Regions from separate parts of the Homo sapiens genome. Here region 1 is linked to region 2. A link is a contact called in ENCODE Hi-C data. All regions are on one chromosome and are shown on one strand. Each heading gives the region's core, a stretch centred on a gene start or an enhancer-like site at or near the end of the contact. The rest is flanking DNA. Distances are from core to core; before and after follow the strand shown.

Region 1 (7,277 bases), core at 2,312-4,811, 1.1 Mb after region 2:
CAACCTTAATTCTCCTTTTCCATGTAACATATTCACAGGTTCCAGGGATTTAGCGTGTGCTTATCTTTGGGGCTTAATTATTCTGCCTATCGCAACTTCCAAAGTTGAACTATATTGTGCAAGATGGACATTCAAGCTACCAACAATGTTGAAAACTTAGATTTGTTCAGTACATTTATAGCCATTACACATTCTTTATGCCTGAAAGGTAAACCTTGTCCAGAAAGCATGAATAAATAAATTGGTATCCTTTTTTGTAGGATTCTTGGCTCAGGGCCAAAGGAGCTTTACAGTACTTTTTAGATTCTCACAGGTAAAAAAAAACAAAACAAAAAAACAAGCCAGGCACAGTGGCTCATGCTTGTAATGTAATGCCAACACTTTGGGAGGCCAAGGTGGGTGGATCGTTTAAGCCCAGCAGCCTGGGCAACATGGCAAAACCCTGTCTCTACAAAAAATACGAAAACTAGCCAGGCATGGTGGCACGTGCCTGTAGTCCCAGCTACTCAGAAGGGTGAGGTGGGAGAATCACTTGAGCCAGGGAGGCAGAGGTTGCAGTGAACTGAGATCGGGCCACTGCACTCCAGCCTGGGCAACAGAGCAAGGCCCTGTCTCCAAACAAAACAAAACAAAACAAAAAAACAAGAGATATATAACACTATTGACATAAATAAATGTCTCTTTTGGAGGAGAGTAACAATATCCTAAAATCATTACTTTTGTGTCAAAACAATAAATGTTTACACTGGAGACAATAGAAAAAGCTGAGCGTTCAAAGTTTTTTGTTTTTGAGACAGAGTTTTGCTCCTGTTGCCCAGTCTGGAGTGCAACGGCGCCATCTCAGCTCACTGCAACCTCTGTCTCCCTGGCTCAAGTGATCCTCCTGCCTCAGCCTCCTGAGCAGCTGAGATAACAGGCATGCGCCACCACACCCAGTGGCGCATTGGCCCAGGCTGGTCTCGAACTCCTGACCTCAGGTGATCCACCTGCCTCAGCCTCCCAAAGTGCTGGGATTACAGGCGTGAGCCACCATGCCTGGCCCCTTTTAAAGTGTTTTGTTTGTTTGTTTAGAGACAGTCTAGCTGTGTCACCCAGGCTGAAGTGCAGTGGTGAGATCATGGCTTACTGCAGCCTCGAACTCCTTAACTCAAAGTATCCTCCCACTTCAGCCTATGAAGTAGCTTGTACCACCGGCATGCACCACCATACACAGCTATTTATTTTTATTTTTGTAGAGACGGTGTCTTGCTAGGTTACCTAAGTCTCCAACTCCTAGGCTCATGTGATTCCCCTGCGTTGGCCTCCCAAAATGCTGGGATTACAGGCATGAGCCACCTTACCCAGTCTAAAGTTTTAAAAAACACTTAGTAAAGGAAATTTAAATTAAAAAAAAATTTAGTTCAAGGCCAGGTGCTGTGGCTCTTGTCTGTAGTGGATCACTTGAGCCCAGGAGTTTGAGACTAGCTTGGGCAACACTGCAAGATCCTGTCTCTACAAAAAAAAATTTTTAATTAGCCAGCTGTGATGGCATGAGCCTGTAGTCCCAGCTACTTGGGAGGCTGATGTGGGAGGATCGCTTGAGCCCTGGAGGCTGAGGCGGCAGTGAGCCGTGATGGTGCCACTGCACTCCAGCCTGGATGACAGAGTGAGACTGTCTCCAAAAAAATTGTTTTAGTTCAAGAGAATGGAAACAATGGTAGTGAGGAAAAGCAATGTTGTATCCCGAACTTTTCCTCAACAAAGAAAATAAATTGGCACAGTTACATTAGTTCACAAAGGTATTCCGAGTAGAAAAAAAATCTTTTTTTTTCATTTAATTTTATTCTTTTCTTACAGACTCGTTCAAAACAAGCCATGACTCCTCAGCAAAACAGCTCCATCAAGCGTCTCGCCAACCTCTCCCTTGGGGCTCAGTCAAGGGAATGAAAAAACGAGGCTAGACACCTGTCCCCAACGGAAAAACCAAGAACACACCTGGAGAGCAGCTCAGACAAAGGGAGCCAGGCGGGGAAAACAGTAATTGGAGAGGAGACCGTGCTTCCAGTCTGTTGCTGGTTTACAAGGTAAATCTATTCCTGGACGAAAGGGGTACAGGAACAGCACCCGAAAACCGGCGACAGGCTGTGGCAGGCCCGACGTCTTTCAAGCCCAGCTCCTAGCGTCGACGCCCCTCCTTCCAAGACGTTTCCCAGCAGGCCCTGCGCCCAGTTTGGATCAAGTGAGCCGCCTGAGATTGCCAAGCGTCCTGTGCGCATCTCATTAACGCATCTGCTTATTCATGCATTTATTCTTTTGCTGGGGAGGGGGTGGAGGGGAACGGTGTCTCACTCATTCTGTAGCTCAGGCTGGAGTGCAGGTGGGGCGATCTCGGCTCACGGCAACCTCCGCCTCCCAGGTTCAAGCGATTCTTGTGCCTCAGCCTCCCAAGTAGTTGGGATTACAGGTGCACACGACCACGCCTGGGTAATTTTTGTACTTTTGGTGGAGACGGCGTTTCACCATGTTGGCCAGCCTGGTCTCGAACCCCTGACCCCCGGTGATCTATCCACCTTGGCCTCCCAAAGTGTAAGGATTATAGGCGTGATCCACGGCACCCGGCCTTATGCATTTATTCTTATTGAGCATCTAACATGCTCTAAGCATCGGGGGCAAAAAAGTAAATGAGATATAACAGCACTTAACACACAGCATTTATTTGCACGGGTGTTGGCTTTCTAGCCCTCCAGCGACTGCTTCTAGGTAGGGGCCCTCTTTCGTTTTTGCATCCTCCGAGTCTAGCACAGTGCCTGGCACTGACTAGGTGCTTTGTTAACAAAGGAATGACTTTAAAAGGTATTTTTGATAGGGAGCTCGGTTCTCAAACCTGTAGCCCTACGTGGGGTAGGGGAGGCGGGAGAATGGGTGAACAGGCAGACACGAGGAGAATGGGAGACGTGTTTGTATTAGGAGTGCTCACAGCAATCCACAGCTTCCCTGTGTTCCTCGTTCTCAAATAAGAGGAGGGGAGTCGAGGGCAGGATGGGGCAGCCCTCCCCGCGCAGGAGGGCTGGGTTTGGGGGCCCCAGCCGGGAGTTCTCACTGCGCTCCCGAGCCCGCCTGCCCACCCGCGCCGCTCACCAGGTCAATGGCCACGACGTCCCGCAGAGCCACTACCCGCCGGATGGACTTGGGCGGGTTCTCGGTTAGGTAGACGAGCCGGTCGCTTAGCACCACATACTTGAGGATGTGGTTCTCAGAGTTGGACACCACGATGCATGGCTCGTAGGCGCGGACCGCGTCGTAGACCTCGGGCGGCAGATGCCGCCGCAGGAACACATCCAGGCGGCTGTTCCTGCGCGCGGGGAAGCCGGACGGCAAGGGGCTGGCCATGCCCGGCGCCCGCAGCGTGGCGGAGTGCTGGGACTCGAGGCCCTCAGCTCGCCCTCTCCCCGCCCCCGCGCTGGAACCCGCGCGCCACAAAGCCGCCGGCCACGCGTCGCCTCCTCTCCAGGCGCGGGGACCCGGGCCGCAACTGCAGGAATCGACGCTAGGTCGGCTTCCCTGGAGCGCCCTCCCCAGCCCTGTCCAGCCTCTCGATCTTTGTCCTAACCTCAGACGGCGATGGGCGGGGCAAGACGCTGGTCCTTCAGGCCCGAGTTGATGGGCACCTCGGGCTCATCACCGTGAAGTCCCCTGCGGCCGAAGGGCGGTGGATTTTTAGGGTCTCTCCCGCCCACCCCTAATGCCAGTCCCCACCACTGCGTACTCTGTTGCGGATCACACCATCCAATACAAACTTTATTGGTAATGGAAGCCAGCTTCAATCTGGTTTCCTGTTAGAAACTTGAAAGAGTTTAATTTACCGATTTATTTTTAACAACCCTAGAAACCTATTAAACCCAATCACACAGATTTAGCTTTTGGTTATAACATGGCCTGGCACAGCTTTCTGATATTGTCGGAGTGTAAACATAGGTCTTCTTTCTCCAACCAGTGAGAAAGGGATTTTTTTTTTCTTTTCTCTTTTTTTTTTTGAGACGCAGCTTTGCTCTTGTTGCCCAGGCTGGAGTGCAATGGCGCCATCTCGGCTCACCGCAACCTCCCCCTCCCGGGTTCAAGCGATTCTCCTACCTCAGCCTCCTGAGTAGCTGGAATTACAGGCATGCGCCACCACGCCCAGCTAATTTTGTATATTTTAGTAAAAACGGGGTTTCTCCATGTTGGTCAAGCTGATCTCCAACTCCCGACCTCAGGTAATCCGCCCGCCTCGGCCTCCCAAAGTGCTGGGATTACAGGCGTTAAGTCACCTCGCCCAGCCTTTGAGAAAGGGATTCTTCACATGAATTGATGTGAGCACACCCAAACCAACCTAAGGCATATGGTTTTGTTTCCAATGCCCAGGACAATCTATGCAGGAAGAATGAATGGGTGATGCTGGCATCTTGAAAAGTTGAAGCTGATAGACTGAAGAATGCGGATTACATACCCTGAGGCTGCAGAGGAGTAAGTATTCCTTAGTTTTTACAGGCCAAGAATAACTTACTAATTAGGTTAGAGAAATGAGAAGGGCACAACAGAAATGCTCTAAGTCAGAAGTTCCATTTTTTATTTCGAATCCTAGAAAAGTTATTCTCTTCCCCTCCCCATTGACCCAAAAACCTGATAATGAAACCATATCGTTCATTGCTGTGGCTGCCAGCAACCCTGAATCAAATTTGATATATTCTTTATATTCTCCCTTTCTACATATTTTATTATTGTATACTGTATGTTATAAGCAACTTCAAATCCCTTGTGGAAAGAAGGTATAAATATATTACAATCCATAAACAGATATTGTAGACTACACTAGTACAAAGGGAAAGAGAAATGTTTTGGTCTGGCTAAACTTTTTTTTTTTTTTTTTTTTTGAGACAGAGTCTCCCTCTGTCACCCAGGCTGGAGTGCAGTGGCATGATATCGGCTCACTGCAGCCTCTGCCTCCTGGGTTCAAGCCATTCTCCTGCCACAGCCTCCCAAGTAGCTTGGACTACAGGTGTACACCACCATGCCTGGCTAATTTTTTTTCTGTGTGTATTTTTAGTAGAGACAGGATTTCACCATCTTGGCCATGGCTTGTCTCCTGACTTCAACTGATCTGCCTGCCTTGACCTCCCAAAGTGCTGGGAATACAGGCATGAACCACCGCCATGTAAGGGTCTGGCTAGACTTAAGTCTAAGATCATGTTAAGGAACTCAAGTGAGTAAAGAGAAGTGCCACCTGCTGGCAAAATCTTAAATGACCTAGTAGTTAAAGTTTTCTTAGGATCTCATCACACATCTGAGCCTTCCTAACTTCATAAATGGATGAAAAATGAATGAACTACACCATCCGTAGCAACCTTTATTGATAAAAGATGCCGCATGGCTATTTCCTCCAAAATAAAGACTACTCATTATCTAAACCACTCTAAATAGAGTTTGTTGCTTCAAACTAACAGAAAGGCAAAGGCGCTTCACCTCTGCTGAATAGCCACACCTCACAAAAGCAGTTGAAAGATGAATGACTACAATATCAGAGGTGGAAAGTGAGGCCCACATAAGGGAAAGGCCTTATCTTAGTCTACTATTTTGTGTCTCTCAGGCTTCCTACTTCATACCTACTTCCCAGGACTAAGAGAAACAGAATGACTGGACCAGGACCAAAAAAGACAGCATACTTGATATATCTGCCAAGAAGCCCATCTTGAATAAGCTTTTGGTGACAAGTGCACTAAGCTTAGCAAACATTAAAATGAAGCACAGGCTGGGTGTGGTGGCTCATGCCTGTAATCCCAGCACTTTGGGAGGCCGAGGCGGGTAGATCAGTTGAGGTCAGGAGTTTGAGACCAACCTGGCCAACATGGTGAAACCCCATCTCTACTAAAATTACAAAAAATTAGTTGGGTGTGGTAACACATGCCTGTAATCCTGGCTACTCGGGAGGCTGAGGCAGGAGAATTGCTTGAACCCGGGAGGTGGAGGTTGCAGTGAGCTGAGATTGCCCTACTCCACTCTGGCCTGGGCAACAGAGCAAGACTCTGTATCTAAAATTAAAAAATAAATAAATAAATAAAATGAAGCACAGAAAGAAGGGAATTTGACTGGGAGATTGGTGATCAAGGTGACTTCAGTTAAACTTTTAACTTCGTGGCACACAGAGAAGGCAATACAATGGTTTCCAGGCACTGTACAGCAGTGTTGCCAAGGTAACAGCAAAATTTCTATTGCAGGAAATGGATTTAAATATATAGGAAAGATCACTAGATTTGGAGTCAGGAGAACTAGATAAGGGCACTAACTCTGTTATCTATCAGACTTTTGGAAAGTCACAACCTTTCCGAGCCTCAGTTTCATCATCTATAAAATGTGAGGATCAAATGTGATGAATTATAGACTCTATGAGCACTACAGACATATGAAGCATTCACATTCCCTTATCTTTTGGTAAGCTTTACATCAATCCATGGCCCATAGGCCACCTGCAGCCCAGGAAGGCTTTAAATGTGGCCCAACACAAATTCATAAATGTCTTAAAACATTATGAGATTTTTTTGCGATTTTTTTTTTTTTTTTTAGCTCATCAGCTATCATTAGTGTTAGTATATTTTATATGTGGCCCAAGACAATTCTTCTTCTTCCAATGTGGCCCAGGGAAGTCAAAAGCCTGGATACCCCTGTTTTACATGGTTAACCCAAATGCACCAAAGATAGGTACCCCCTCCTTATCTTGTAAGTTCATCCAAACTCAAGAAACATTTGGCAAAGGAACTCCTGCAATCAAGCACTTAATAGATGTTTCTTGACAAAATTATCAAAAGGAATGGGACATTACTTACCTGGACTAATCCTCAAATGCAGTCTCCTTGAATTTCATCAGAACAGTGGTCTTAGGTACAGGGATGGTCAATTTAAATAATTCGAAGCACAGTAGTTATGAGCATAGAACTGTAGAGCCAGATGACCTGGGTTCAAATTCCAGCTCTCCTATTCAGTAGCTGAATGACCTATGCCTCAGTTTCCCCATCTATGAAATGGAGATAATAGTACCAACCCCCAAAGGGTTATTACGAGGATTTAAAAAGTTTCAATAGTACCTAGAACAGGAACCTGGACTGGAGTAAATACTATATAAGCGTCTAAAGAACAAGTTGACTGGGCATGGTGGCTCACACCTGTAATCCCGGCACTCTGGGAGGCCCAGGTGGGTGGATCACATGAGGTCAGGAGTCCGAGACCAGCCTGGACAGCATGGTGAAACCCCATCTCTACCAAAAAAT
Region 2 (6,949 bases), core at 280-2,779:
TAGTCAAGCAATTCTTCCATGATTGGTGATTAGCATTTGTTGACAGCAATCTGGCAAGGTAGGCAGAAGAATGTAAGCAGAATATCATGAAAAGGAACTTTAAATTCTGATAGTACATTCCTGCTTTCTCCTTTCTATGGCAACCACAAGTACCATCAGATCACAAAAAGAAATATTCTGAAGCTTCTAGGATTTGAGTGGGTGTTTACATATGCATTGTCTCTGTGAACTGTGGAAGCAATTAAAATGCATGATGTGCCAATATGTAATTGTAATGAAATTTCCATTACTCAGTGCCTGGAAAATATCTGTAGTTTCCACTGACCATTTACTTTAGAGATTTGGGTCTAATAAAAAATGCAGAAAACATTAAGAAGATGTGGGTTAAAACCAGAAAGGTATATTTTCAAAAAGTTGTGGCCAGAGTTCAAAGGTTAGGAATAAACAAGATTTAAGAATTAATGAACTCGCTTTTGAGATTTATCCTTGTGATTTTCTATGTGCGTCTTCTACATTCCTGTAATTACATACTGATTATACAATGTAAGCCATCATGTTCTTTCTTTCTTTTCTTTTTTTTTTTGAGATGGAGTTTTGCTCTGTTGCCCAGGCTGGAGTGCAATGGTGCAATCTTGGCTCACTGCAACCTCCGCCTCCCAGGTTCAAGCAATTCTCCTGCCTCACCCTCCCAGGTAGCTGGGATTACAGGCATGTGCCACCAGGCCCGGCTAATTTTTTTTGTATTTTGGAGAGACGGGGTTTCACCATGTTGGTCAGGCTGGTCTCGAATTCCTGACTTCAGGCGATCCACCCACCTCCGCCTCTCAAAGTGCTGGGTGTTCTTATAAGAGTATGTGTTTACTTCTGAGTCGTGTGGTTTTGGGAAGTGGGAGAAGATAAGCTTATGGGAAGGATGCTGGAATGTTGAGCCAACAAATAACAACATACATAAATAATGAAATGGAAGAGCCACAGCAACTTGGGATACTTAAGGCCACTGAGAGAGGGGACAAATTGTTGTTGCTATTGTTGTTTTATTTTGTTTTGGCTTGGGGAATTTAGACCTCCATATCATAATGTGATAAGCAGTGGGACCTCTTAGTATTGTTGAACGTAAAAATAGATTTGGTTTGTTTATGCTTAACTCCAAACCAAGTGGCAGGTTTGGATGGAATGTCCCTCGCAAGTCCAGTGAAATAATTATAACAAGATGTTATACGGCCTGGCACGCTATGAGAGTACAGATTTAAGACTAAAGGATTATAAATAAACTTATAGGGAAGTTTTAGTACTGACACATTCCAAGAGAAAATTTAGAGTATAAAACCTTATACTTTTGAACACATTAGACACTGAGGACTAATGAATTTTAGATAATAATGTTAAGATGAGTTCCACTGAATTCACTGAGGAATCAGTCAGCTCAAGGGTAGGAACAATTAAATTTTCATGTTTCCACAAACAGCAGTCCCGTATGTCACTTATTAACCATCATAGTTACTGGTAAGTTTGTTTTCAAGGTTTCATGTTATTTAAGAAAACAAAGCAGCAGTCAGGCATGACTCAGCCAACAGGCACTCACTGAGTGTCCACAGGAAGCATATTCTAAGGAACACACCACAAAACCTTTCATTCCTAGAAATAAAAGGTGGATTTTCCTTGCCTACCAGACCACATAGTTGTGATATATTTAGCATAAAGAAAATATTACCTTACAGACAGTATATAAAATAGGATCCATTTTGTGGAGATTAAAAGAGTATAAATTATATAGATCAAACTACAGACCTTGTCCAGGCACTGAGTAATGGAAATTTCATTAAAATTACAAACAACAAAAATATATACAAACCAAGTGTATCTCTGGGTGGTGAACACTTTGGAGATTATTCTTCTTGTTTCTTTAGGTCTCTTGATCATTCAACATTCAAAAACATGTTGTGTTCATGTAATTTTAAAGAGGGTTTTTTAGAGAAAGAATAACCAAGTTGTTCTACAAATCTACAAGTAGCTGATAATCTTGGCCTACAATAGGAAAATGCTAGTATAATTGATGGGCTAGGAGGCTGCAAGCAGTAAGTTTAAATTTGGAGCCAACACATCTGTATTTAAATATCTGACAATCTCATTGTTTGTCATTCCTGTCTACAAAATGGCAAAAATGTTCTGTTTCCTTTCTCATTTCACTTAAAACTGAAAATAGTACTCACACAATAGACATTTTGATTAAAACATTGTCACTAGATGGAGCAAAACAGTAGATTAAAGAAATCTGGCTTTTGTCAATGATGAGCTAAGAATTTAAATAGAACAAATCTTGATAAATATCTCAAGTGTAGGTCGCCAAATATGAGAAAACAGCTTTAGGATTTTCAGTAAGGAAAACACTATGAGGATTTCATTCATTAATTCAGCAAATATTTATTAGGTAACAAGGTAGCCTACTCTAAGTGCTGGGACGGAGCAGAAAACAAGACAGGAGTTGTTCCAGTCTCATGTAACATTCATTCATTCTAGTCACAGAGATGAACAGTAACCAAAACAGGGACAAATACTTACATAATCATAGATGGAAGTTTTACAAAAGGTGAAGGGCAGGATGCTACTGAAATTTATCAGGGGTACCATTCTACTCTGAATTATCAGTGAAGACATCATTGGGAGACATTTAATCTGGTCCCTAGTTACAAGTAGAACTTGATCAGGACAACGATGGGGTGGGAGTATAGGGAAAGGGCTTTGGGGAAGAGAGAATCCTAAGTGCAAGATATCTCAGGCATTAAAGAAGGTTAACAAACTGAAAGAACGAAAAATGAAGCTGGAATATGGTGTGGTGGGATAGAAGGGATGAATGGCTTATTAGATTGTGTTAAGAAGCTTAGATATGATCCTAAAAGCAATGAAAAGCTCTTTGGTTAGCACATGAAGCCAACTCAATTCTTGTTTAAATAGTAACTACATATATTGCATATATAAAAATTATTTTATCTCTTGAATTAATCAGTATTGAAATGTAGATTTTCAGAAGTTTTAGAAAACATGTTTTGTAATAGGAGAAAAATCAACATAGGATTTACAGAATTAAAATCTATTCATGATGTGAATCTCATTTAACCAGTATAACTGTTTTACTAAGTCTACATTTACAAAATAGAGACTCATCTCTTTTTTATGCCAATTTACTTTGGAGCCACCACTGTTTCTTGTTAGATGAAATTTCAGGATATCATTCTGGAGGTTTTTCCTACTCCTCAATTTATTCAAGAACACCAGGAACCTAACTCAATCCCAAGTCTATCAGTCCAGCTTCCAAAACTCCAACTGGGTAGGAGCTGGACCCTGGCTAGTGCATCTGTGCCACATGATTGTTCAACGTGGTTCAGCACTGTTGAAGAGCAGCCCTGCATAGATGAGCAGACTGTGATTGTTCACTACTGCTAAAGCACACTCATGATGATCAGGTCCTAGCCCAGGCTTTGGGTGTGCCCATGCTGTGGGGATGCCCATGCTTTCGGGTGTGCCCATGCTGTATGGGGATGATTATTTCTTGTTCTACTTATCATGGACTAATTCAAACATATACCAGAATATAGTATACCCATCATCCAGTTCAGTAATTTTCAGTGTATGGATAATCTTGTTCATCTATATTCTTCCCTACCTATCCTCCTCACACCCAACATTTTAAAGGAAATGCCAGAATCATATCACTTTATTTGTAGTATTATTTGCAGCACTAAAGATAAGGATTATTAAAAAGAAAACCTAAACCCATTTTAAATGTGATGCCATTATCACACTTAAAATATAAATATGTGCATTTTATCATCAACTATCCAACCAGCATTCAAATTCCCCCAGTTGTCTCACAAATGTTTTAATAATTTATTTTTTATAATTTGTTTGTAGAAATCAGAATCCAAATAAAGTTCATAATTGCAACAGGTCTCTTAAGTCTATTTTATTCTGTACGTTCCCCCTCTACCTTTTTTCTTTTTCCATAGATAGATTAGATAGATAGATGATAGATAGATAGAAAGATAGATAGATTTTTTAAGTAAATGATAGTTTGTCCTATTATGTTTTCTATTGTCTGAATTTTGCTGATTGCATCCCATTTGTGCCACTTAACATATTCTTTGATCCTCCTATATTGATGGGAAATTATTAGAAGCTTATTAGATTCAGGTTGGATTATTGGGGTATAATGACTTCATGGGTGGTATTGTGTACTTCCATCAGGAACACTTATCTAAATGTCTTCTTTTCAAATGTTGACAGTAATGGATGACTATTGCCTAGATTCATTAATACATCAATTATGGTTTGCAAAATGTGATATTCTTTCATTTCCTCTTCAGTCCTTGATTGGATATGTCTATTAAAAAAATCTCTTCCTCAAATATTTGGTTACCCTGGGATCATCGGTAAACAACTGAAACCTAATTGAACTTACATCTGTATCACCTTTCTCCTATGCTAAAATTCCTGGTTCCCAATAACACCAACATCATTACTTATTTGCTTTATTCCACAAAACACACAAAATGGTCTCAGAATAGCAACATCACTAGCACATATGGATACCAATAAAGTTTATGAATTTTCTTTTTAATTCCTTTTTGTCTTTAGGTTATAGTCTATAGGCAATGTACATTGGAATCACTGTGCCTTAAGCTTGTCTGAAAAGTTGTGCCACCAACTTAATAAGCAATTAACTTCCATTTTCATTTGCCTTCAACTCTTAGGGGCTGTTTTTCTAAATTAAATTTTGTTCTATATTTGTGCAAAAGATTTACGTGGCCCTAAAGTCAAAACTGCAAGCAAAGTATATTTTTGAAATTTTAGTTTCTATCTTTGTCTTTGCCATACTAGTCTTCCCCTTCTACATAGTAACTTTTTTTTCTCGTAATTTTAAAGTTATCCTTTTATGGTCCTTACCTAGGTAAACAGTAGCATACTATAAACACTTTTTCTCGCTAAGCGATAAAGTAATTTCTAATTTACATTCCCACGTTCAACTGTTGTTTATCAAGTATAATCACTGGAATATAATGACTGAGACCAAATATAATCACTAGAACTACAGCCCCACTCTCATGGACATTAGGAGCCTGTCACTCTTCTGTAACACTGGCTTTTGGTCAGGACCAAATGGTTTATTCTAACAGGTCTCTCTAAACTTTGAATCTTAGAAAGTCCCTAGCCTCTTAAGCCTCCTAATACAAATAGATTCATTCTACCTACTCCCTACTCAGAGCTCAGCATATGGGAAAGACAGCTTTTGTTTAGTCTCACAAAACAAAACAAAACAAAATAAAACATCTAGCTATACATTTCTCTCAGGATACTGAGTTTCTTTCTGCTGAAAGAAGAAAGGGAACGGGCTTTTTGCAAGAGGAATAATCTTTGGTAAACAGATTGCTTCAACATGACCTTCTGTCTCCCCCAGTAAGTAAGAAAGCTGGTAACAGTTTCCCCATAAAACAAGAAAACCAATTCCATGTAAACTAATACTACCAGACATCTCCTAGGAGCTGAGAAATAGTAAGTCATAATCATGTATTTCATGAAAATACCACAACTGTTTAACAATTGAGAGAATGCTTTCATGATAACTATTCATCTAAGCTGTATGGAAAATCTGTGAAATATTTAACACTGTAATCTCTCCCTTTTTCTTTCTTTTCGAAAGTGAGGAAATAGTGACTTGCCCCAAAACATGCTGCCAAACTAGGTGGAAAAGGAAAAATAAACCCCAAGTGGTTTAATTCTAGTTTCCATGCCCTTTTCACTTTCTGTACAAGAACAATGAATCAACAACTGACCGTATAAAACTATGCTTTCACAAGAATGTCAACAGATGACCAAGTAGTTTGAGTGTTTAGAAAACATTCTCTGACTGGGAAAGGTAAATGGCAGGGAGGAGGGAGGATGAAGAGAAGTGAGTTAAAGGGTACAAACATACACTAGGATAGAAGGCATCAATTAATGTTTGATTGCAGAGTAGGATGACTATACTTTAAAAAATGTATTGTACTCAGGTGACAGACACCCCAAATACCCTGACTTGATCACTATGCATTAGACACATGTAAAAAAATCTCATGTATCCCATAAATTTGCACAAATCATAAATAAAGTAATAAAATATTTGCCGTAATGCTCTACAATTAGCAGTGAAGCAGGTTTAACCCTCTACCATAAACTATTTTAATTTTATTGCTTTTGAATTTGACTAAAAGAGGATTAGGCTGGTAACATATATGAATAAAAATAAATGTATCATTGTAAAAAAAAAAAAAAAAGAAAAGAAAACATCCTCTGGATAACTATGTTTTTATGAACAAGAAACAAGGAATCTGCTTATACAACTGGCAAACAGTTCAGAGAAATGCCTCCCCTACAGCTATGGACAAATATATATTACTAAAACTTACTATAGGAGTTGCACTTGGTGAAATGAATATGTGCCTACCAAAAAAAATTGAGTTCCTATAATTTAATAATAAATCTCTAGGGATAGTGCTATGGAGGCCAAGCTCGTAAAACAGAGAATTTGAAACCACATTCTAATTGACTTATTTTGTGGATTTGAATTTATGTACATTATGTTTTTCTCCAAAGGAAGTAGTGTTTTGTCCTATAGCCAAATAGATTTCTAAGATAATCCAAGCCATCTGAACAGCCTAATGGCAATTCAAGTTTTCTCCTGTCTCTGTTCTATGTAGCCGTCTGGAGAGAACATTTCCATCTCTGGGACTTAAGAAAGGCAATGGCTATGGTTTGGCCCCCAGTGTACCATACAGTTAACCAAACAACTGACCCTGAAGAAAACTCATTTTAAGGTTGAAACTGTAACGAATTCTTCTTCCTCACAATCTATTCAATGAAAAGAAAAGGCCAGATGGCATTTCAGAAACCCATGCTGTCTGATAAGAAATATATA

The links. Hi-C counts contacts between places; a loop is a spot of excess contacts on that map. Pooled maps may share reads with other maps.
Region 1: a map with no recorded cell type shows a loop between it and region 2 (7-fold over the local background). The contact joins the promoter of C12orf56 here to the enhancer-like site in region 2. A Hi-C loop is called at or near these places in 5 of 37 single-sample maps with no recorded cell type and 1 of 50 pooled maps.

The regions. Positions count from the first base shown.
Region 1 is chr12:64,387,197-64,394,473 of GRCh38, forward strand. It overlaps C12orf56 (chromosome 12 open reading frame 56), which reads right to left and starts at 3,562. Exons shown (of 13, transcript NM_001170633.2): 1 at 3,118-3,562. The coding sequence starts at 3,369.
Region 2 is chr12:63,292,887-63,299,835 of GRCh38, forward strand. LINC03056 (long intergenic non-protein coding RNA 3056) reads right to left here. Exons shown (of 2, transcript XR_007063345.1): 2 at 1-50. Among named protein-coding and RNA genes, the nearest start is that of LINC03056, 77 kb to the right of the region's middle. Within about 2 kb of position 1,530, at least 3 of the 41 ENCODE cell types and tissues checked have a DNase peak (open chromatin) inside an H3K27ac peak, as active enhancers do.